Regions from separate parts of the Homo sapiens genome. Here region 1 is linked to region 2. A link is a loop called in an ENCODE intact Hi-C map of the cell type or tissue named here. Cell type or tissue: prostate gland. All regions are shown on one strand. Links, peaks and the distances in the headings refer to the core of each region. The heading gives the core; the rest is flanking DNA.

Region 1 (12,168 bases), core at 1,759-9,758, 160 kb after region 2:
GGACCAGACAATGGACAATGGGCCCACTGCATTTGTTCATTCAACAGATGTTTACCAATCACCTGCCATCTGCCAGGCACCTGGGATACATCAGCAGCAAAGAGAAAAAAACTCACCCTCTGGGACCTGATATCCCGGGCATGATGTGTGAAGAGCTGCGGTGGCCCCTGAAGGAACCTGGCCTATGCATCCCCGTGGTTGCATCTTCCCATCGATGTGTTTCTAATATTAGTTGCAATAACCACAGCGATCATTCATAGGGAACCTACTGTATTAGTCAGGATCATTTCGGTTTTAAGTCACAGAAACAACTCAAACTGCCTTAAGCAAATAAAAAGGAAAATGTTGATGTCTTCATTCCTAAAATTACCAGAGATTAACTAGCTTCTGGCCTGGCTGGATCCAGGAGCTACAAAGACATCATCGGGACTCTGCGTCCTGTGCTGGCTCTTGCTCCACTTCCTTCTGACTTCATTCTACTGACTTCATTCTCAAACAGCCGAATAGTAAAAATGGCCTCTGGCAGCTGCAAGCCAATGATCTCAGCAAAGAGCAAGTACCTCTTTCCTGATCGTTCCAGCAAACCTTTGGGGCACTGTTACAGTGCCTGGCCAGACTTAAGTCCCATGCCCAGGCCTGAGCCAATTCTTGGAGTCAAAGCCTGGGATGTGGTGATTGAACTTGGATCTGGTGGCAGGCCTGGGAAGGGGGTGTAGAAGACAGCACCATTTACTCAGTAGGGACTGAGACTGGGCCCCAAAACTGGGACTTATTGGAAGACATGGTGAGGCACAGGCAGCCCCAACAATGCCCGCTACACTCATGCACCAGGCACAAACTAAGTTAAGCCCTGCAGAGGTCCTAGGCAGTGAGAACATTCTTAATCCTATTTTTCAGACTGGGAGACCCACTCAGGGAGGCAGACCCACTCAGGGAGGCAGAGTACCTTGCCAGCATCTCATACCTCAGTGGAGGATCAGGGAGTATGGATTCTTTTATACCAGGCAGAGAGGTTAGTGGGGAGGCCATAGCCTCTGAAATACAGCAGAAGATCAGAGAGTATTTGACTGATTAAATGTAGTGAATGGAGGGGAAGACAGCAAGGGGAATAATCTCTGATGAATTTGGCACCATCCTGGCCCCCTATCAACTCTCCCATCCCCATAGTAATGATACATAAATCACAGATAAAGCTGGTGCAGTGGCTCATGCCTATAATCCCAGCACTTTGGGAGGCCAAGGAAGGAGGTTCACTTGAGCCCAGGAGTTGTAGACCAGCCTGGGCAACACAGAGAGACTTCGCCTCTATTGTTATCTTTAAAAATAATAATAGACCAGCCTGGGCAACACAGAGAGACTTCGTCTCTATTGTTATTTTTAAAAATAATAATAAGGCTGGACGCGGTGGCTCATGCTTGTAATCCCAGCACTTTGGGAGGCTGAGGCAGGCAGTTCACTTGAGGTCAGGAGTTCGAGACCAGGCTGGCCAAAATGGGGAAATCCCGTCTCTACTAAAAATACCAAATTAGCTGGATGTGGTGGTGCATGCCTATAATCCCAGCTTCTTGGGAGACTGAGTCAGGAGAATTGCTTGAACTCGGGAGGCGGAGGTTGCAGTGAGCCAAGATGGCGCCACTGCACTCCAGCCTGGGCAACACAGCAAGACTCCATCTCAAAAAAAAGCAATAATAATAAAATAAAAATAAAAAATAAATATATCACAGATAGTTATTCATTTATTCACATTCCCACACATCTATCCTCTGGTTCAATGTTTGCTGAGTAGAGTAGGGCAGATCCTGGAGCCAGGCTGCCTGGGTTCACTAGGAAATATCCTTCGGCAAGGAATTAATTGCTGAAGCTTTAATTTGGAGGTTGAAGCTCCACAGGGCAGGAATGAGGGAACAGAGGAGTGAAGTACGAAATTGATAGGAAGCAGGGCAAGACGATGGATAACCACACGGCTGCCACTTCACAGCAAGCAAACCTTGGCTCCAGGAAGGGAGAGAGAAAGAAGGAATTTACCCTCCCATTTCCTATTGCTCAAAGGTCATCCCATAGAACTCTCTCGCCCCCACCCCACTTCTGGGTTGCATTCTCCAGCCCCTTTAGCAGCCATGTGGGAGCCAGGTCCCACGTCCTCCTGGGATGTGGTCTCAGAGAAGTCAGGCTGGAAAAGCAGCTGGTCGGCTTTAGCTGTGGAAACAACTGCGGGGACCCCATGGAGTCCTTCAGCCCTGGCTGTGGCCAAGGCCCAGCAAGCAGCCAATGGTCTGACGGGTGGGGGAGCTGCGAGGATCTGATGAGGCAAGCAAGATGCATGTGACACAGCCACATTCCAGCCAGGCCTTAACTTCTCCGAGCCTCAGTTTCCTTGGCTGAAGCATCTGTGAAATGGGCAGCTGGACTAAACTGAGATTGCCAACCTGACATCCTCCAGACCTCTGGGAGGAGTCCATAATTTGTTGGTGCCAAGCTCATCATCATCATCATCATCATCATCATCATCATCATCATCGTCCTCTTTGCCTACGGCTGGAATGATTTCAACTCCAGGTCCTTCCCTTGGCTTGTGTAGTGATGGAGCAGTCAGCTGAGACAGTGAGTTGTGCATATGCCTTGAAGAATACATTTGGGGAAGTGGATTCTGGCTTCCTGTATGGGGTTTAGTAGATATTATCTTTCAAGCCCTGGAATCCACAGGGGGAAAATAACATTGGTCTAGACAGGTGAAAGGTGAGAATTATGGCACATGATCATTGGCACATGGTAGGCACCTACCTCTCAGGGTCCCAGGGCCACCCACCCACATTTCCAGCTTTTTCTTTAACACTGGATAAGATGCATTAATTTCAACTTAGCTTAAGGCCAAAATATCCTCCTTAGAGTTTCGGGGAAAAATTCCAAATATTCCAGGGAAGGACTCTGATTGGATCTCATGTCCAGTCCCTGAACCAATCCAGGGTGTGATTGGCTCACCAAGGTCATGTGACCACTGGGTTACCAAGAAGGCTAAAATGCTCCAGGACCAGATAGAGCGATAGGGGAGCAGTTCTCCAAGGAAAGGGAGTGTTACTATTAGGAGAAAGGGAGAACAGACGCTGGGAGACATCTTGACAGTCCCTCCCAGCAATGATGTTCTTGGCTACCAGGATTCCATGAGCACCTTCCAAGCAGTCCCAAGCTCCATTTATGAAGGGACACCCAAATACCCAAAAGGAGAAAGGTGCCATTCCTCCAGCTACCTCACTGGTCCAGCTGTGTTCCCTGCACCAGCCCTAGGTTCATCAGCCATGTGACCTTGGACAGGTCATTCTACCTCTCTGACCCTGTTTCCTCAACAGTAAAATGAGGCTGATGTCTAGATATAAAAATTGAAACATACGCCCATACAACGAATGAAAGAAACATACGTGAATGTTCAAAACAGCCTTAGTCATAATAGGCAATATCTGGAAACAGCTCAAATATCTGTCACCTGATAAATGGCTAAACAAACCGTGGCACACCCATACAATAGAATAATAGAATGCCTTCCAGCAATAAAAAGGAACGAACTACTGAGATGCATGCAACATGTGGATGGGTCTCAAAAACATGCTGAGTAAAAGAAACCAGACACAAAAGAGTACATGCTATATGATGACCTTTACATGAAATTCTAGAGAAGGCAAAATGAATCTGCAAAACAAAGGCAGATCAAGGTTGTCTGAGTCAGAGGGATTGGTCATAAAGGGGATAAAGAAACTTTTAGGGGCAAATAAGAAATATTCCACATCATGATTGTGGCAATAGTTACAAGGGTGCACGCATTTGACAAAACTTATGAATTATACACTTACGGGTGGGTTTTGTTACATGTAAAGTATACCTCAATAAAGTTTATTTTAAAAAATACAAGACCAAAGAAAAACACTGCCTGTATTAAAACCCTTTCTGTGACAGAAACCCAACTCAGGCTGGTTTTAGGGAAAAAAGGACAGGCACACTGGCTCGCACCTATAATCCCAGTGCTTTGGGAGGCTGAGGTGGGAGGATCACTTGAAGCCAGGAGTTTGAGACCAGCCTGAGCAACACAGCAAGACCGCATCACTAGAAAAAAAAAAAATTAATTAGCCGGGTGTGGTGGCATGTGCCTGTGGTCCCAGCTACTCAGGAGGCTGAGACAGGAGGATTGCTTGAGCCCAGGAGTTTGAGGTTGCAGTGAGCTATGATTGCACCACTGCACTCCAGCCTGAATGACAGAGCAAGACCCTGTCTCTAAAAAAAGAAAAGAAAAAAGAAAAGGAAAAAGAAAAAGGAAAGGAAGGAAGGAAGAAAAGAAAAGAAAAAAGAAAAGAAATGTATTGGCTCACAAAATCAGGTTAGTCCAGGCTGCAGCTGGTTTCAGGCATGGCTGGATCCAGGGGCTCACTGATGTCTGGATCCATACTCTCCATCTCTTTGTTTTGTTTGTTTGTTTTGAGATGGAGTCTTGCTCTGTCGCCCAGGCTGGAGTGCAGTGGCATAATCTCAGCTCACTGCAAGCTCCGCCTCCTGGGTTCATGCCATTCTTCTGCCTCAGCCTCCCAAGTAGCTGGGATTACAGGCACCCGCCACCATGCCCAGCTAATTTTTTTGTATTTTTAGTAGAGATGGGGTTTCACTGAGTTAGCCAGGATGGTCTCGATCTCCTGACCTTGTGATCCGCCCACCTGGGCCTCCCAAAGTGCTGGGATTACAAGCCACGGTGCCTGGCCTCATCTCTTCATTTTCTTTCCTCTTTGTTGGCTTTGTCAAGTTGAGGACAGGATGGCCACCAGCAGTTCCCAGCCTACATCCTATCAATACAGCAACTCCCTCAGAAAAAGAATGCTTCTTTCCCCATAACTGCTGCAGATGTCCCATGGCAGAGTCTCAGGACTTGGCCTCCAGGCCTGGAACACATGCCAGTGTCTAAAGCCAGGGTTTGGGGTTGGCCACACCAGAACCCCAGAGATACAGGGTAGGGGAGAAGTGATCTCCTGAAGTTATTAACAGAAAAAAGAGGTATTAAAAGAGGTATTATCAGAAGGGGGCATGGAAAGCCAACAGATGGCCACCTCATACCCAGGGAGTAGTGTCAGCATACACCCCTACCTCCAGACAATTCCACATTGGCCAGACTATCAGGGACAGACCTCAAACCCACGCGGGCCCAAGGCTGCTTTTCCGTGACATCACAAACTCTGCCTATTAGCTACAAGAATCAAAACAGAAAGTAAGCACTAATTGCTTCCCCACCAGTCCAGCCAAACAGAAAGCCCTTCCTGCCTGTGCTGGGCTGTCTGCACCCCAAGGAAGCTGGCAGGGGAGGGAGCAGTTCCACATCAGCCACTCTGGCCCAGGCCCAGCAGGAGTGCCTCGGAGCTGACGGAGTCCGGGCTTATAGGACAAACCCCCTAGAGGGGAAGATGCCTCTGTGGGCGCTGGGCCTCAGCAATCTAGACCTGATGGGAATCCAGAGCAAAGAGGTAAAGCTTCAGTTTTCCAGTCCAGAGCCACTGTCCCAATACTTCACCCAGGGAGGAGACTGTCAGGAAAGGTTGTCCTTGCAGGGTCAAGGATGGAAGGCACCATCCTCAGGCTGTGACCCAAACTTCATTTCCTGAGCCGTGTGGGGCAACCACCATTCACTGGGCATCTTCCCCATGCCAGGCATCACTGAGTTCTCTGCTGAAGTGTACTCCTGGCCGGGAAGGGAAAGGCAGCCACAATTTCTTGTATCTATTTGGAAGAAGCCTAGAAAGTACCCACATTCCTACAGGGAACTATGGCACCCATCAAACAAATGAGGCAACAGGCTCAGCAGGGAGCTTTACCCCAGGTTCTCAGCTCAGTGACCGCCTTGATCAGACTCCCAGGCAAAGGCTCGTCCCAGCCCAACTCCAGGAGGTCAAAGCGCTTGTCTCAGCCTTGTCCAGCGGCTAGGCTGCTGACTGAGCTGAGGGCACTTCTGATCCAGGAAGCAGGAAGCCAAGGCAGCTTAGGGCTATCTTCCAACCCAGCTCCCCAGGGAACCTGGGCAAGAAAAGCCTGAGCTGATGCCCACTGCCCCATCTCCCACTAAGGTGCTGGCTGAATCTGCCTGTACAGCCATGCTGCTTTCTGGGAAGCAGGTTTAATGGACATCGCTGCCAAGAGTGTACACTCTGCTGCAAAGTGCTGGGCCGGGGGACGGTGAGAGCCAGACTGAGGAGGGAGAGGGCCAATGCCAAGCAAGGAAGGAGCGGAGGAGTACACGGGGCCCTCCCTTCCAAAGGAAGCCCGAGGGCTGGCCCAGAGCCACTGGGCTCCGGGAAAATGGTGTTCTGAGCTCCCAGATTCTATCTCTACCCTCCACGAGCAAGGCAGGCTGGTCCTCCGGCTCTGCAGACCTGCCAGGGAACAGCTGACCACTTCCTGGAGCCGACAATGCACCCATCGTTAGCTCCCTGCGCTGGCTGCCTGCCCAGCCTGCCCGCAGGCCAGGCCTCTGGAGCTGAGCTGGGCAGGAAGGAGAGAGGGGCAGGGACAGTCTGCTAGAGACCTGGGCACCCCCAGTAGAGCTCTGTCCCTGAGGACTCAGACAAGCAAGCCCCATGCAGGGCTGTGTTCCTTCCTAGATGCCTCTGTCCAGGCAAGGAGAGCTGGGTGACATGGGCCAAGCCTCTTGAGTGTTCTGAGCCTGTTCCTCATGTGTAAAATGGGGCCAAATCTCACCGTGCCCACAGCTGGGATTAGTGCAACAGGGCAGGCTGCGGGCAGCTGTGGGTCCAGGCTGGCTGGCAGGGGACACAGAGCATTGGGAAACTAGGGGATGATGACTCACCCTGCTGGGGCAGCCCCTACCCACGCCTCAGCATACTGTGATGACCAAGTGTCCAATTATTATTAAGCACAAGAATATGCTTCTTATGATCCATATGCTCATCATGAATACTAATGACTAGTACTACTGAAACAGCACTAATCTGGAGGGTCAGAAGTTGTGTATTTTACATCTCATCTCTGCCATATTCTGTGTCTTCAGATAAGTCCCCCGATCCCCTTAGCCTCAGTTTTCTGCTTGCAAAATGAGGATCAAAAGATGACTGAGCAGCAGAGACAGTAACGGAAATGAAAGTTGGCCAACTGCAAATGGTCACATCCCTTGATCGGGCTCTGAAGGCAAAGCTGGAGGAAACCTCTTCCATCTCTAGCTTGTGGGCATTTAACCCAACAGTTCTCCTCTGATTGCTTAAGAGACTCACCTGAGGAACATAAGAAAAAAAAAAATAATAACTGGTCAGGTGTGGTGGCTCATGCCTATAATCCCAGCATTTTGGGAAGCTTGAGCCCAGGACTTCAAGACCAGCCTGGGCAACATAGTGAGACCTCGTCTCTACAAAAAAAATTTTTTAAATGGCCAGGCACTGGGCGTGGTGGCTCATGCCTGTCATCCCAGCACTTTGGGAGGCTGAGGCGGGCAGATCACTTGAGGCCAGGAGTTTGAGACCAGCCTGGCCAACATGGTGAAACCCTGTCTCTACTAAAAATACAAAAGTTAGCCGCACGAGGTGGTGGGCACCTGTAATCCCAGCTACTCGGGAGGCTGAGGAAGGAGAATCACTTGAACCCAGGAAGCAGAGGTTGCCATGAGACGAGATCGCACCACTGCACTCCAGCCTGTGCCACAGAGCAAGACTCTGTCTCAAAAACAAAAACAAAAACAAAAACAACCACCAGCCAGGCGCGGTGGCACACACCACACGCTACTTGGGAGGCTGTGGGAGAATCACTTGCACCCCGGAGATTGAGGCTGCAGTGACCCAAGATCGAGCCACTGCACTCCAACCTGGGAGACAGAGAGAGACCCTGTGTTAAAAAAACAAACAACAAATAAAAAACAACAAACAAAAACAAAGATACCAGTCTTTGGGCCCTTTCATTCCCCAGCAATTCAGATCCAATGGGTCCTGCATGGGACCAGGCATTGGCATGTTTTTAATGCTCTCAAGTGATTCTTCTGTGCAGCCAGGTCAAGAAGCAATGCAGCCGCCCACTTATAAATCAGACGGGATAAAGCCCTCTTGTCCGGCATCCTCACTGACAATTTCATCAATCCTGGTTTAGAGAGACCTGGTGCTGCTCAAACACCCTCCAGCAAGATCACTGAGCTTCCTGGCCAGAGGCCAGCAGCGGCCCACAGCATATCCTGCTTGGTAAAAAGAAAATAAAGGCTTTCTGGCCTGAGGGCACAGGGCCATTGCTCAAATGAGTTATGAGCCTGACCCTTTTAAAAGTCCCAATCCTGCTAACTGGGTGGGGAAGTACAGGCATGAGTTAAAAAGGCTGGAAAGATAGATTTAATTAGCAGACATTATCTCTAGGTATGGGCATTTATAAGCCCTTTCCATCTCTTTTTGTTTTGTTTTGTTTTGTTTTTTGGAGGCAGGGTCTGGCTCTGTCGCCAAGGCTGGAGTGCCATGCAGCGATTTTGGCTCGCTGCAACCACCACCTCGCGAGTTCAAACAATCCTCTCACCTCAGCCTCCTGAGAAGCTGGGACTACAGGCATGCACCACCACACCCAGCTAATTTTTGTATTTTTTGTAGCGACGGCGTTTTCGCCATGTTGCCCAGGCTGGTCTCAAACTCCTGAACTCAAGTGATCAGCCCACCTAGGCCTCCCAGAGTGCTGGGATTATAGGTATGAGCCACCAAGCCTGGCCCCTTTGTATTTTTCAAATGCCCTATAGTAGAAGGCAATTATTTTATAATTGGGAAAAAACAGTAATCAGTTTTATGTTTGATATATTGCCTCTTTTAAAAAGTTGACGTAGGCTGGGCGCCGTGCCTCACGCCTGTAATCCCAGCACTTTGGGAGGCCAAGGAGGGTGGATCATGAGGTCAGGAGATAGAGACCATCCTGGCTAATACGGTGAAACCCCATCTCTACTAAAAATACAAAAAATTAGCTGGGCGTGGTGGCGGGCACCTGTAATCCCAGCTACTCAGGAGGCTGAGGCAGGGGAATCACTTGAACCTGGGAGGCGGAGGTTGCAGTGAGCCGAGATCATGCCACTGTGCCACTGTACTCCAACCTGGGTGACAGAGTGAGACTCCATCTCAAAAAAAAAGAAAAAACCAAAAAAGTTGATGTATTATCTTTTGCAAATGTTTTGTGGTAAAGAATGAAGAACTGGCCAGGTGCAGTGGCTCACACCTATAATCCCAACATTTTGGGAGGCTAAGGCAGGAGGATTGCTTGGGCCCAGGAGTTTGAGACCAGCTTGGGCAACATGGCAAAACCCTGTCCCTACAATAAATGCAAAAATTAGCCAGGCATGGTGGTGTGCGCCTGTAGTCCCAGCTACTCGGGAGGCTGAGGTGGGAGGATCGCTTGAGCCCAGGAGGTAGAGGTTGCAGTGAGCCTGGTTCAGGCCACTGCACTCCAGCCTGGGTGGCAGAGTTAAGATTCTATGTCAAGAAGGAAAAAAAAAAGAATGAGGAACACATGTAAGAACAAGGAGGTTCAGGGGAATGAAGGGCAGGAGAAAGGGGCCCCATGGGAGGGGATGGTTGAGGGGAGCAAATGGCAGGGAAGCTGATCGGGGATGAAGGAACCTTTGCAACACCCCTGTCCGTTGGAGGTTGCGAGAATAGCATTTCATGGGAGCCCCACCTATCCCTTACCAAGAAAGGATAAATGCCATCATGTTTAAACTTTACCTTGGAGCTGTCCTTGCCCTGTGCAGAAAAAAGCCAAGGCTCCTGAGCAAACCCAGCTCCTTCAAAACTGTCTCTGGGAGAGCTCATGTGGAGGTAGTCACAGTAGCACCGGCCAGTGCCCACTGGAGCCAGGGCTGGGCTGCAGGGAAGATCGTGGCAGTTGGACTTCTGCAAATGCTGAGCACACGTGGTCATCTCCTCCAGTGACGAGAGCTTTTGAGCTGCACCTAGAGACCCTGGAAATACCTCAAGGGTAAACTTCCCCTGCTGACCCATGAGGGCAGTAAGACATAGAGTGGACCCACTGGGGCATGCAGAGTCCTGCTTGTCACTTTGTCCATCTCCCCACCTGTCCTTCACTGCAAGCCACCAGCCCAGTCTCCCCTGGAGAGCAGGATTCTGTTGCTTCGGGTTTGGTGGACTGGCATTGTTGGGGAAGGCAGGCATATCACAAATTGATTTAACAAAGTATTTCTGGCCAGGCGCAGTGGCTCATGCCTGTAATCCAGCACTTTGGGAGGCCGAGGCAGGTGGATCACCTGAGGTCAGGAGTTTGAGACCCAGCCTGGCCAACATGGTGAAACCTCATCTCTACTGAAAATACAAAAATTAGCCGGGCATGGTGGTGGGTGCCTGTAAATCCCAGCTACTTGGGAGGCTGAGGTGGGAGGATCCCTTGAGTCCTGGAGGTCAAGGCTATAGTGAGCTGTGATGAAGCTACTGCACTCCAGGCTGGGTAACAGAGTGAGACTGTGTCTCAAAAAAATAAAAAATAAAAAAATAGGTCTCAGAAAAATCGGATTCAGCCGAGCGCAGTGGCTCATGCCTGTAATCCCAGCACTTTGGGAGGCCGAGGCAGGTGGATCATGAGGTCAGGTGTTCGAGACCAGCCTGGCCAACACAGTGAAACCCCGTCTCTACTAAAAATACAAAAAATTAGCTGGGCATAGTGGCAGACGCCTGTAATCCCAGCTACTTGGGAGGTTGAGGCAGGAGAATCGTTTGACCTGGGATGTGGAGGTTGCAGTGAGCTGAGATCGCGCCACTGCACTCCAGCCCAGACGACAGTGCAAGACTCCATCTCAAAACAAATAAAAATAATAATAATAATTTAAAAAAAGGTATTTCTGCTTCTCGACAATCCCCCAGGACCTCCAAAAGCCTTGGCTGGTCAAAATAGAGTCATGTGTCACTTAACAACGGGGATCCATCCTGAGAAAGGCATTGTTAGGTGATTTTGTTATTGTGCCAACCTCACAGAGTGTGCTTACATAAACCTAGATGGTGAATAGCCTGCTGCACACCTAGGCTAGGTGGGGGAGCCCATTGCTCCTAGGCTACACATCTGTACAGCACGTTCCTATCCTGAATGCTGTAGACAATTAGAACACAATGGCAAGCGTTTGTGTACCTAACCAGAAAAGGCACAGTAAAAACAGTGTTATAATCTTATGAGACCACTGTCCTACATGCGGTCCCTCGTTGACCAAAACATCGTTAGGCAGTGCATGACTGTATCTGCAGGGTGGGGCTGGATAGGGCAGGGGTAGGGAGACCTGCTGAGAATGGAGGAGATCCATGAAGTGAAATAAGGATGGAGGACTTTCAGTCAAGGAAAAGCAAGCTCCAGGGTCACAGTAGAGGGGGAAAGACCCTCAATTCACTGTTCTATTTTCAAAATGGCTAGTTCACTGGGTCTCAGACAGACAGTGGATTCTGAGGCTCCTTCTATTTTATTTTATTTATTTTTTGAGACAAGGTCTCACTGTGTTGCCCAGGCTGGAGTGCAGTGGTGCAATCTTGGCTCACTGCAACCTGCAACTCCTGGGCTCAAGCAATTCTCATGCCTCAGCCTCCCGAGTAGCTGGGACTACAGGCACACACCACCACACCCGGCTAACTTTTGTATTTTTAGCAGAGATGGGGTTCTGCCATGTTGGCCAGGCTGCCTTCTATTTTAAAATACAATGCAAGTTCCTGCGCAGATAGATGCCTCCTCTACTCCTGCCTCAACTTCTCAGGAAAGGTTGGGGGGCATCTTGTCCAGCCCAACTCTGTTGCCTCTAACATCACTGACCCGGAAGATGACCTTCCTTGGGCACTGCACGTGCAGCTAGGCTCTTCCAGGCCTTCACTGCACACAAACCAGGGAGTTCCTGCACCCTCCTGGGCTCCAACCTGCACAGGAATATCTTGATGTCCAGCCCTCCCGACCCTCAGCCACTCCAATCCTCCACCAGAAGAGAAGATGCTAAAAATGCACGCAAACAAAATTGTTTTAATAATCAGCAAATCCCCATTCACTCTTATTTTGGACGTACATTCCAATCTGACCCCAGGAAGTCCCGGTCCTCCCAGAAGGGCCAGGTGGGTGAGAGGCAGGTTGCTGGCCGCTGCCCGATGCACACTGCAAGAACAATAAGGATTTTTAGGGGCATTATGACTGAGTCAGAAAACA
Region 2 (12,168 bases), core at 1,743-9,742:
CCTCAGCTGTATTTCTGAACTCAATTACTGTATGAGAAGAAAGAATTTTAACTTTAATGATAATAGGAGCAATAATCCTCCATTGCAGGAAACTTGGAAATTACTAAAAAGCATATGAGAGAAGAATGAAAATTATCCAGAACCCCTTAGCCCAGGGAGAACAGCCGAGATTCTGATTCATTCCTTTACCTTCTTTTATCTTGCATATCTATGTCTTAAAACATAATTGAAATAATAGAAAATAAAAACAGACATTGCTCCTTTCTACAAAAGAAGCACATAGCCTCTTGTATCTGCTACACTATATCCTGCCTTCCTGTTTTATTACTGGGTCTTTGAAAAATGAGAAAATGACTATTCCATAGGCAATAATAATTAAAAATGTTTATTGAATCCTTAGGATTTGAGGTGCTGGGGTAACTCATGTTCATTATATCAATTTAATGTCATCCTATCATTTGTTTAACTGGCCTTCTAGATAAATAATGTAATAATAAACATCTTTGTGCAAGCATTTTTATTTTCTTTCTGATTATTTATTAGACCAGGGGTTGGGAAATGTTTTGTAAAGAGCCAGATAAGGAATATTTCTGTTTAGTGGGCCACACAGTCTCTGTCACACTTCTCAACTCTGCCATGGAAGCACAAAAGCAGCTCTAAACTCTGTAAACAAACGCATGTGGTGAGTTCCAATAAAACTTCATTCACAAAAACGGGTGGCTGGTTAGATTTGGGGCCGTAGTTTCCTGACCCTGCTTTAGATTAGAAGCAGTCCAGGACTGGCAGATTTTTTCAGTAAAAGGCAGATAGAAAATATTTTAGGCTGTGCCAAATACGGTCTCTGCCACTGCAGTGAATGTCTCCCCCTCCTCTCCCTACTCCTTTTCCTCAACCTCCTTTGTCTTCTTCCTCCATTTCTTCCCCCTTATTCCTTTTCTTCCTCCTCCCTTCTTTTTTTTTTTTTTTTCTTTTTGAGACGGAGTCTCACTCTGTCGCCCAGGCTGGAGTGCAGTGGTGCAATCTCAACTCACTGCAAGCTCAGCTTCCCGGGTTCATGCCATTCTCCTGCCTCAGCCTCCTGAGTAGCTGGGACTACAGGCGCCCACCACCACGCCCAGCTAATTTTTTGTATTTTTAGTAGAGACGGGGTTTCATCGTGTTAGGCAGGATGGTCTCGATCTCCTGACCTCGTGATCTGCCTGCCTCGGCCTCCTAAAGTGCTGGGATTACAGGCATGAGCCACCGCGCCTGGCCTTCTTCTCCCTTCTTATTCTTCCAACCTTTAAAACATGTAAAAACCAGCCAGGCGCAGTAATCCCAGCACTTTGGGAGGCCGAGGCAGGCGGATCACTTGAGGTCAGGAGTTGGAGACCATTCTGGCCAACATAGCAAAACCCCGTTTCTACTAAAAATACATAAATTAGCTGGGCGTGGTGGTGGGTGCCTGTAATCCCAGTTACTCAGGAGGCTGAGGCAGGAGAATCACTTGAACCTGGGAGGCAGAGGTTGGAGTGAGCTGAGATCATGCCACTGCACTACAGCCTAGGCGACAGAGTGAGACTCTGTCTCAAAAAAATAAATAAATAAATTCACATTGCTTTGATTACTAACAAGCTGGCCATTTTTCTTATTATCCATTTATATTTCCTATTCTGAATTTTTTTTGTGTGTTCTTTTTCTCTGAGATCTTGTTTTTTCCTTTTTGGTTTTGCATGGCCTTTTAACAAAGAAAGGATTTTAAATGTTGTCATATTTGTTGCAATTATTTCCCCAGTCTTTCATTTTGCCTTTTGATTGTATTTATGATTATTCCCATGGATAGAGGTGCTTAATTTGCATTTATCTTTTCCTTTGTGAGTTTCATTTTCTCCTTGAAACATTGCTATTTGGGCTTGTGACAGTTGGCTTATCCTGCCTTGTTCTCAGCCTCTTGATATCTCACAAACAGTTCAGAGATACAGTGGAGAAAGGTATAAATTAGAGGTGCTTTCAGCTGCACCTCACAGAAAATCTGATAAAATAGTGGTTTAAGCTAGTGGTTCTCAAACTTAGCACATGCCAGAATTACTTGGGGGCACTTGGTAAAACTCAATTTTCAGGGTCCCATTTTGGTTTTGCTTTGTTTTTTTGTTTTTGAGACAGAGCCTTGCTTTGTTCCCCAGGCTTGGGTACAGTGGCGTGATCTCAGCTCACTGCAACCTCTGCCTTAGGGTCCCACTTTAAAGAGTCAAGTTCTATTGGTCTGGGCAGGGCCTGAGAATGTACATTTCTAACTCTCCCAAGTGGTGCTGAAGCTGTGGGTCTGGGGACACACTTGGAGAACCACTGGCTTAAGCAACTAAAACATTAAATTACCTCATAAGGCCAGGTATGGTGGCTCACACCTATAATCCCAGCACTTTGGGAGGCCAAAGCAGGAGGATTGCTCAAGGCCAGGAATTTGAGACCAGCCTGGGCAATAAAGCAAGGCTTGGTCTCTACAAAAACAAAACAAAACAAAACAAAAAACAGCCAGGTGTGGTGGCAAGTGCCTGTAGTACTGGCAACATGGGAGGCTGAGGTAGGAGGATCACTTGAGCCCAGGAGTTCAAGGTTGCAGTGAGCTATGACTGTGCCACTGTACCCCACCCTGGGTGACAGAGTGACATCCTGTCTCAAAAGAAGTAAATACATAAAAATAAATTACTTCATAGAACAAAAAGTCCAGATGAGAGCAGTCTCTGGCTTGGTTTAACAGCTCAGTAATATCAGGATCTGGGTCAAGTCTTTACTTTTCTCCTGGCCTTTGTCCTCAGGACTGCAAGGTGGCTGCCATAGCTCTAAGCATTTATAGTTACATTAACATTCCAAGCAGGAAGAAGGGGGCTGGTGGAAGAGGCTTGTCTTTTAACAGGATTGGGCACATTGCTGCTTTGACTGCAACTTGTAAGCAAACATCTGATAAAGAAGAGAGGGTGGGTTTTGGTTCACAGATGGTCTCTGCCCTCAGGGCTTTCCTGCATGATGTGGAAAGGAGGATAGTGTGGGCCCCCGGACTCCCAGCCACAGGCCCAGTGATGTCCCCTGTCAGGATATCCTTCAGAAGAACCCAGTTTCAAGGCAGCTTGGCCTCCAAGCAGGTTCTGATTTTGGCCTCACTGAAGTGATTGGAGTTCTGCCGTGTTTCTGATACAAAGGGTGGACTGGCCCCCTATTCTGGTGTTTGGACACTTTCTCGCCTGAATGCCTGATGAAATAATTGGCCCGAGTCTCTCTAAGTTGAGAACTCTGCTTGCTTCTGCCAGTTCTTCTCCTGGTTAGGAATCCTATCCCCAGATAGGAGTCTAGAGCTGTGAATCTTGCCACACATTAGCAGCCATGCTGAGTGCCATCTGGCTTCCCCGAGATGTCTCTCAGCTGCTGCCAAAGCCCCCTGACAGCGGGGTGGGTTGGGATGGCAGAACCTTTGCAGGATTGCCTGGATTGATGGGGTGCTGCACTTTGCCTGCTGATCCAGCTTTCTCTTATTGTTTATATCTGGTGTTTGAATGACTTGTAACCTTCCTTGGAGGCCAGGGCTGGCTCAACTGGCACCATCTGGAGTGGGAAATGGGAGGAGGAGTTCCCATCTCAGAAGATAGGAAATACCAAAGGCACAGAGGAATGGGCTAAAGCAGTGCCTGTAATAAAGTGCCAACATGCGGTGCAGGGCAGGGCGAGGTAACCTAACTCCAGAGGGGTCGAAGGTGCCTTATCTGGTAGGATGCTAGCAGTGTCAAGTGAAGAAAACTGGACCCAAATAAAAACGTTAAGTGGGAAGTCCAGGGGTAAGCCTGGCCTTAAGCATGGCTCATTGCATTGGTTCAAATGGTTTCACAAGACTCCAGCTTTCCATCTTTCAGTTTGGTTTCCTCTGTGTTCACTTCTTTCTCAAACTGGCTGTGCCCTCATGGCCACAAGGTGACTGCCAGCAGTTCTAGGGTGTACATTCTTCTCATTTTCTTTCCAGAGGAGAAAAAGAAAATCCTCTTCCTTGATGGCACAAACCAAAGTCCCAGAATTGAGATGTGTTAGCCCTGATGGGGGGCTCATTGCGCTTCCCTGAAACCAACCACAAGGGCCAGGTAAATGTGATAAGTGGCTTGGTTAAAGGTTGGGTTACAGGATTCAACCCTAGACTTGGGGGTAGTGTCATTCCCACCCACACCACATGGCTGAAAATGAGGCAAGTATGCTTCTAAAGGATATTCAGGGGCATTGCTAATGGGAGGAGAGAGTGGATGTGGGGAGGCAGCCCATAAGTGTTCATCCTTATTGGAGTTGAACTTGGGGGTCACAGCTGGGCATGTATGGTAATGGCAGGATCTTTTTTTTTCTTGAGATGGAGTCTCACTCTGTCACCCAGGCTGGAGTGCAGTAGCGCAATCTCGGCTCACTGTAACCTCTGCCTCTGGGGTTCAAGTGATTCTGCCTCAACCTCCCGAGTAGCTGGGACTACAGGAGCATGCCACCACACCCAGCTAATTATTGTATTTTTAGTACAGATGGGGTTTCACCATGTTGGTCAGGCTGGTCTCGAACTCCTGACCTTGTGATCCGCCCACCTTGGCCTCCCAAAGTGCTGGGATTGCAGGCATGAGCCACCATGCCTGGCCTTTTGGCAGGATCTTAAAATCAGGAAAAAGCATGCAAGGATCAGTGCATAGAGAGGAAGGGGTGCTGATAATTGCCTTGACCACCAACGATGTGATGTGTTACTGGTTGGGCTGGCTTAAAGGGCCAGGGACAGCAGGCACCTCGCTCTGGTCCCTCTCCTCTCCTAGCATCTGCTTCAGCCGAGTTTGCAGGTCTAGTTCTGGGTCTCAGGGCCTCCCAGGCTGCCCATTCTGCTGCAGTTAACTCCTCCAGACCTGGGATGAGATTGACATCCTCCTACTCAAGGAACACAGGATTCAATTAACCAGTGTGTTTATTTTCTTGGCAATAAAAATGCTGTTTAGAACATTCATTGCCATTCAGGACAATGCCTCCTTGAAAAGTCCTTTGGGCTTACTGCCCTTGTTATTCTCTGTAACTCAAATATAACTTGTCAGCCCCATGTGATATATTTCAGCTTGAGTTTAGTCCCAGAAAAAAAAGCTTGTGGCCACAGCTGCATGCGAATGCTTTCTGTCACCAGAGGACAAAACCAATGTAAAGTGAACATTTTTTCCACATAGGGCCAAATATAGCATCCAAGTCGGAAATTGGCATTCTTCAGGTGTCTGCTGGTGTCTGCTCTCTCTGCTACCTTTATGGTCTTTGTTCCTTTTTGTCCCTAATAATCACAGTCACCATTGTGTTTAGTTTTGTGAGCCTCCTAAATGTTTTTGGAATCAGAGTAAATTCAAGGGAAGTAAATAAATAACGTGATTTGTTGATTTGTTTTCCCTTATGTGTTCATTGTCTCAGCATGGAAGAGAAAAATGCATAATTGAAACATAAACTTTGTCTGATTAAGATCAAATGAGATCAAATAAAATTCTCTTATTCATCCTCCTTTTTTTCTCTTTGCTCTCTTTTCTGTGTTCCTCCCTCCCTCCCTCCACCCTCTCCTCTTTCCATTGTGAAAAAGTGTTTGATCCCTTTTCTGAAGGGGAAAGATAAATGTTGGGAGCTCAGAAGTGGCTGCTGCAACATGCCTGCTTCTCAGCTTCCTCTGGGGTGGAAATGCACTTAAAACTTTCAGTTTGCAAAGTGGCTGCCAAAGCCACAGCATTGGGAGGGAGGAGGGGACTCCGGATCTGGGAGGACAAGCTGGAGCCAGGCAGTGGGGATGGGGGTGGGTACATCTTGCAGAGTCCATCCCTTGGGAGTACCCTGGAGGCCTAAAAGGGAGTGTCGGTCTCAATGGTTAAGAGTGTAGACCCCTTGACTTCAGCCTTGAGTGAGTTTTAGCTTCCATCCTGTTACTCTATTAAAACCCATAGAAGTTCCCTGTTTCCTTTCTTTTCTTTCTTTCTTTTTTTTTTTCAGAGAGAGTCTCACTCCGTTGCCCAGGCTGGAGTGCAGTGGTACGATCTCGGCTCACTGCAACCTCTGCCTTTCAGATTCAAGCGATTCTCCTGCCTCAGCCTCCCGAGTAGCTGGGACTACAGGTGCATGTGACCACGCCTGGCTAATTTTTTGTATTTTTAGTAGAAACGGGGTTTCACCGTGTTGGCCAGGATAGTCTCAATCTCCTGACCTTGTGATCCATCTGCCTCAGCCTCCCAAAGTGCTGGGATTACAGGCATGAGCCACTGCGCCTGGCGTCCTTCTTCATTAAGGTCAACCTCTTTCTGGCTTGCAAAACTCTCCATAATCTAGTTGCATCCTGCCAAGAACACCTTTATCACTATTAACACCCAACACAACCCTTAGCTTTTGTTTTCATCTTACACTCCCAACACAGACACACACATTCTATTTCACTGGGTTTGAACAGAAGATCTGAACCTTTCAGCCCACTTCTCCCTGCTCTAGATTTGGGGCAAGCCCTATAACCATTGTAAGCCTTGGGTTCTCTTCAGGCAATGGAACAAGTGGATATTTACTGAGTTCTACAAGCACGGCATCTATTTCCATCTGTACTGTTTCTTTGGTAACCATACCCTAATTTTCCTCTGGGAACATCCCCACCTGACTTTTGGTCCATGGACCTCTGGGTGGAGTTAGTTCATGCTCAGCTTCAAGAATAGAATCTGTAATCTAGTCTAAAGCTAAACAGTGCAGCCCCAGCTTCCATTCTCCCTGATCGGTTGGTTGGTGGGCAGGTGACCTAAGGTGGTGAATCTCAGGGCTTGTGCTGGAAATGCTGGACACAGATACTTGCTCTTTTCAGCTGGATTTATTTATTTATTTATTTATTTATTGAGACAGTCTCACCTCTGTCACCCAGGCTGGAGTGCAGTGGTGCAATCTCAGCTCACTGCAGCCTCCATCTCCCGGGTTCAAGCAATTCTCCTGCCTTGGCCTCCCAAGTAGCTGGGATTACAGGCACCTACTACGCCTGCCTAATTTTTGTATTTTTAGTAGAGATGGGGTCTCACCATGCTGGCCAGGCTGGTCTCGAACTCCTGACCTCAAATGATCCACCTGCCTCAGCCTCCCAAAGTTCTTGGATTACAGGGGTGAGCCACCGTGCCTGGCTCAGCTGGATTCGAATTTGGAAGGATGTGGTTGCGGTAGCTGAACTGCAGGATCAGGTCTGAGAAGGCACCATCCCGAGGGAGCAGAGCTGAGCTAGGGAGAAAGAACCTGGTCCCAGCCAATGTTGGAGCACTGTTTCCCCCAGCTAGAATGACTGCTGCTACCTGGGTTCCTTCTCTCCTCCCTCTGTCCAAATCCTTCCTGACCTTCCTGACCAGCACAAAATCGCTTCCTCTGGGACTCTGATCACTGACCCCTCCAGCCCTCATTGGTACCTATAACCCAGGACATCAGTGACACCACCCAGTTCAACTCCTGGTTATATGTGGGCCTCTGTGGCTTCTAGTGGGCTATTTAGGTGTTTTCAATAGAGTGAGTGTTTCTTTGAGGTTAGGCCTCTGTGAATCCTTGGTGTCTAGCATGGTCTAAGTACCCTGGAGGTGCAGAATCCATATTTCCTGTTCGGTGTCCTTATGGGCCTTTTTTTTTTTTTTTTTTTTTTTTTTTTTTTTGCAGAGGTTGTGTTTTTGAAGCATCTAACACTGTCTGGCACACAGAAAGGCAGGTAGGGCCATGAGAACAGTGTGGGCTTTAGATTCAAATCCCTGTGTTGCCCTGTAGAGCTGTGTGACCTTTGGCAAGTCACCTAAGTTCTATCAGCTTCTGTTTCTTCAGTGTAACATGAAGCTACAATATTTCCCACACAGACCTTGTATTTTTTTTAAATAGTTGGTGTAGCGGTGCTAAGTAGATGTGTGTTCCTTCCCCTGCCTTCCCAATGCTGGTGGAGGCAGCTATTACACAGACGAGATGCAGAGACAGTTGAGAGATTGATACGTTGGGGTCTGGAATATTTGGGGATAACTGGCATTCCTAGACAATCTCTAAGTTTGCTTTGGTCAATGGTACTGACCCAGAGCCCTCCATATCCAAAGGGGACCCAGGCTGCTAGTAAATAAGTAATGACTAAAGAACTATTCAGCCAGGCTTTATTTGGACACAACTGATATGCCCAAATCCAACTCAAGGCTCACTTCAAACATTGCCTCCTCCAGGAAGCCCTTTTTAATCCCTCCTTAATCCCAGGACCTGGACATATCTTTCTGTTTAGTTTGATTGGTTTCTTTTCTTGATGGGGAGTGTCAGCCAGCACATAGTAAACTCTTATTAATCGTTTGTTGAACAACTGAATGAATACATTTTCATCCAGTACAGGGGGTCTAAGGAAACAGTGAAGTGCCCTGTAAGACTGAAGCAAGAAAGAGATCCAGAGGGGATCGCAGAGAGTCCACAGCAGGCTCTCTGGATAATGGAAAGGGGTCCTGATTTTGCCATTTTTCTTCCCGCTCCCAATTTTACATAGCATAACCAGTGAGCACTTGAGCTTGAACTTAGATCTGGGTTAAATTCCTAACTCTGCCACCTACTAGCTGAATGACTTTAAGTAAGTTACTTGCCCTCTCTCAGCCATCAGGATGCAGCCCAGTTAGCTTTCATTATGGCTTTGCAGAAGCAGCCCTCCTCCAAGGCGTCACCTTCCCCTCGTGCCCCTTTGGGGCTATTCTCTTCCCTCCAGGCTGCCTGCCATTTACACATCTGAAAAATATGCAGGCCAATGGAAATACACATCCTCCAATCTGCCTGCTCCTCATGCAGGGAATTAAAATCTGTCTCATCGTCCCACTTTGGAATGCTGAGTATTTGGTCAAGGATTCAGCTTCCCTTTTTTATGAGGCTTTAAGAAAACCCAAATTAAACCCTGATTTGTTTTTAAAGATCGGAATCTTAATCTTTCAGCATTTGGCTCATTTTCTTTACAGGCTTAGAAAGCAACATTAAACAGATTATGTTTCTTAGTGTACTCTGCTTTTTCTCTGGTGTGTGCTGGGGGGTGGCACATGGGGCAACATTTTGTCTCATAAGAGAAAACTTTAGAGACTGCTGTGTGTCTTTCTGTACTATTCTAGCTTGCTGTGTGACCTTGGCCAAGCCCCTTGACTTCTCTGAGCTTTCATGTCCTCATCTGTAGAATGAGAGGGCTGAACATTAAGGCCTGTGCACTCCTCAAGGGCAGGAGATCATATAGAACTCCCATATTTCAAACTGGGGCTCAGAGAAGGGAAGAGTCTTACCTAAGGGCACACAGCCATTTAACGGGCAGAACTGGGTAAGGGGTTCTGGCTTCTAGGACAGCCCTCTATTCACTAGAAACCCTACTTTCTCTGAGAAAGAAATATGGGGTCAATATACAATGATTCCTGTATAATTTTTTCTTTTTTTTTCCCCCGCTCTTTTTGCCCAGGCTGGATTGCAATGGCACAATCTCGGCTCACTGCAACCTCCGTCTCCCTGGTTCAAGCGATTCTCCTCCCTCGGCCTCCCAAGTAGCTGGGATTACAGGCGTGCTCCATCACACCTGGCTAATGTTTGTATTTTTAGTAGAGATGGAGTTTCACCATTTTGGCCCGGCTGGTCTTGAACTCCTGACCTCAGATGATCCACCCACCTTGGCCTCCCAAAGTGCTGAGATTACAGCCATGAACCACTGCACCTGGCCTGATTCCTGTATAATTTTCAAACTCTTTCCCTTCATGAGTAGAGTCCAGTAGACTTCAAGATGAGGTTTGTGTTTTAGATGCTGTTAAAAAGAAGGAAGAGAAGGAGAATTGAGAAAATCTAGAAATGAGGATAAGACATGTTGCCACTATTCTGTGGTTCATTGTCGGATATACCAAGAAGAAAAATCTTTGATTCAAACCAAAATGGTATGAGAAGCAGCAGATCTCATGACATCTCCTCCAGCCTCTGATAATGGCCTATCGGGTAACCGACTATCCCAGTTTGCCCAGGACGAAAGAGTTTCCTGGGACCTGGGACTTTCAGTGCTAAAATCTGGAAAGTCCTGGAAAGTCTACGTAAGCTGGGATGAATTGTTCATTCTCATGGCCAGCTGGTAACCAAAGAGAAAGGCCTTCTAACAGAGTGAGCTTTGACTGGTGTGATTACTGGCTCTGCTACTTACATGACAGCTTTGAGAGGGCCAAGCTGTCTGAACCTTAGTATTCTCATCTGGCAATTGGATTTAAATGAGGTAATTCACCAAAGATGCCTCCTTCAGTGCTTGGCACAGATTAATCATGCAATGAGTAAGTATCTCTCCTTCTGGGGAAAAAACATCTTAAAGAAAATTCCAGGCACATGGAAGAAGAGGTACAGATAATGTGTTTAAGGAAGGATTTTATAAGTCATGCAATATTTTCCTCCAGGCTGGGTATGTTGGGATGAATTACTACATCTTTTTTGTTGAATTCTTAGGCAAAGCAACCATGTTGTCACTACTTTCTCTTTTTCTTAAAAAGTTTAGAGAAGTCATGAATCAGCTTTGGGGTGTGGGAGGGAGAGTGGGGTCCAACCCTAAGTGGCATAGCTGGGAGACTGAAAGAGGAGGATCATTGTCATGAGACCTAGTTTAAAATCTCCACTCTGCCACATTCTGACTGCCACTGTGATTTCCACCTGTAGCAGGTGAATGACCATACACACTCGGTAAGGTTTTCATGTGGCCCAGGTTAGAGTTGATGCTTGGTATCTCATGGGAGCTCAATTTATGTTTTAGTCTTCCCTATTCAGATTCATGTCTCAGAGACCTTGGAGGGACTCAGGGTCTTCCCTGTGACATTCAAGGCTGCATTAAAACAGGGTTTGGAGATGGTGTGTTGGGTTGGGAAGCCAGCTTCCTGATAGGGAACAGATGATTTCCCCACAGAGACCTGGAAGTAAAGCCCCAAACCCTTGGCCCCAGAGGCTCAGAACTACAATGCCACTCTGTTGGCAGCTGGGCTCTGTGTTCTGGCCAATCTCAATGAAGAAAAGGTCAGCAACCCTGAAATCAAAGTCAGCCACCCCACAGACCTCCCTGGCAGGCTAGTCCTGGCATTGTTGCACATTTTAGAGCTCTTTATCTTCATCTATTCCCAAGCCTGCACTTGGGAGCTGCAGTTGGGATCTGGGGAGCTCTGCAGGCTCTTAGGAGGGCTGAGGGGCTGAAGTTCTGGCCTCCTCTCTTTTCCCAGGGGGTTTGAGCAGCGGCAGGAAAGCTGCTACGTGACCTTTGTTTATGAGCATGTACGATGTGCCTAGCACGTGCTCGATGCTTTAGGTGTATTATCTCATTTAACTCTCACCCCAGCTCTGGGAGGAAATCGGAACACTTACCACCAGTTGGCGCACTGTATATTTACATGGCAGTGTGGTTGTGTGTTTTCTTCTGTCTCCCCGCCCTATTTGTAAACGTCAGGAGGACAGTGACTTTGTCTGTTTTATTTAAGGCTGTATCCCTAGCACTTGGGTGTCTGGCATTTATCAGGTACTCAATAAATATTTGTTGGCTGACTGACCAGAGCTCCAAGGGGTGGAAGAACCTGATTAATTTCACACAGCTGTAGTGATGGGAGAACCCAGAGTCTCTAACACCAGAATCTTAAACCCTGTCCTGTACTCATGATTAACCCAGAAATTAGGCTGAGGTGAGCTAGGGTGTATCTGTTTCTTTCAAAACATTTAAAATAAACCATTCTAAAAATATAGAACATTTACAAAATGGGAAAAGGAAAAATCACCCGTATAATATCACCACTCTAACAGACTACAAATATAATTTTGTTGTAGGTCCTTTTTTTCCTAAATATATTTTTTAAAAACTAATGAGTAATCTTAATGAACACAAATTCACTTCCTACTCTTGATGTTTTATCATGTTATTCCCTTGTCTTTATTATATTCTTTCTAAATGACTGCATAATAAATAGTTCATAAGCAACTATGTCCCTGTTAACATAGCCATTCCCTATTGCTGGGTACCTAGGTGGCTTCCATAATAAGTAAGACATTGTGATGTTTGAGTATAAACTTAATCATGTGTTTTTTTATTTGTTAAGATAGTTTCTTAAAGTGAAATTATTAGGTTAAAAGGGATGTCTTTCCTAGAGAGCCCCAAAATTTCTGGAAGGGACTTCAGTT

What was found. Peaks named below come from ENCODE experiments on the same cell type or tissue, not always from the same donor. Only the 100,000 strongest peaks of a DNase experiment are listed, where the experiment ranks them.
Region 1: it touches region 2 in a loop (2.9-fold over the local background); 5 of 110 quality-filtered maps call a loop at or near these places.

What each region holds. Positions count from the first base shown.
Region 1 is chr17:31,575,460-31,587,627 of GRCh38, reverse strand. MIR365BHG (MIR365B and MIR4725 host gene) reads right to left here. Exons shown (of 3, transcript NR_186556.1): 3 at 11,969-12,117. It overlaps MIR365B (microRNA 365b), which reads right to left; the gene lies at 12,107-12,168. Among named protein-coding and RNA genes, the nearest start is that of MIR365B, 6.1 kb to the right of the region's middle. RefSeq lists an enhancer at 6,857-6,906. In prostate gland, for the core only: no CTCF peak of the experiment used is centred there; DNase peaks (open chromatin) are centred at 6,327 and 6,756; H3K27ac peaks cover 3,048 bases.
Region 2 is chr17:31,737,549-31,749,716 of GRCh38, reverse strand. No RefSeq gene overlaps it. Among named protein-coding and RNA genes, the nearest start is that of COPRS, 120 kb to the left of the region's middle. In prostate gland, for the core only: no CTCF peak of the experiment used is centred there; DNase peaks (open chromatin) are centred at 4,866 and 5,729; H3K27ac peaks cover 1,406 bases.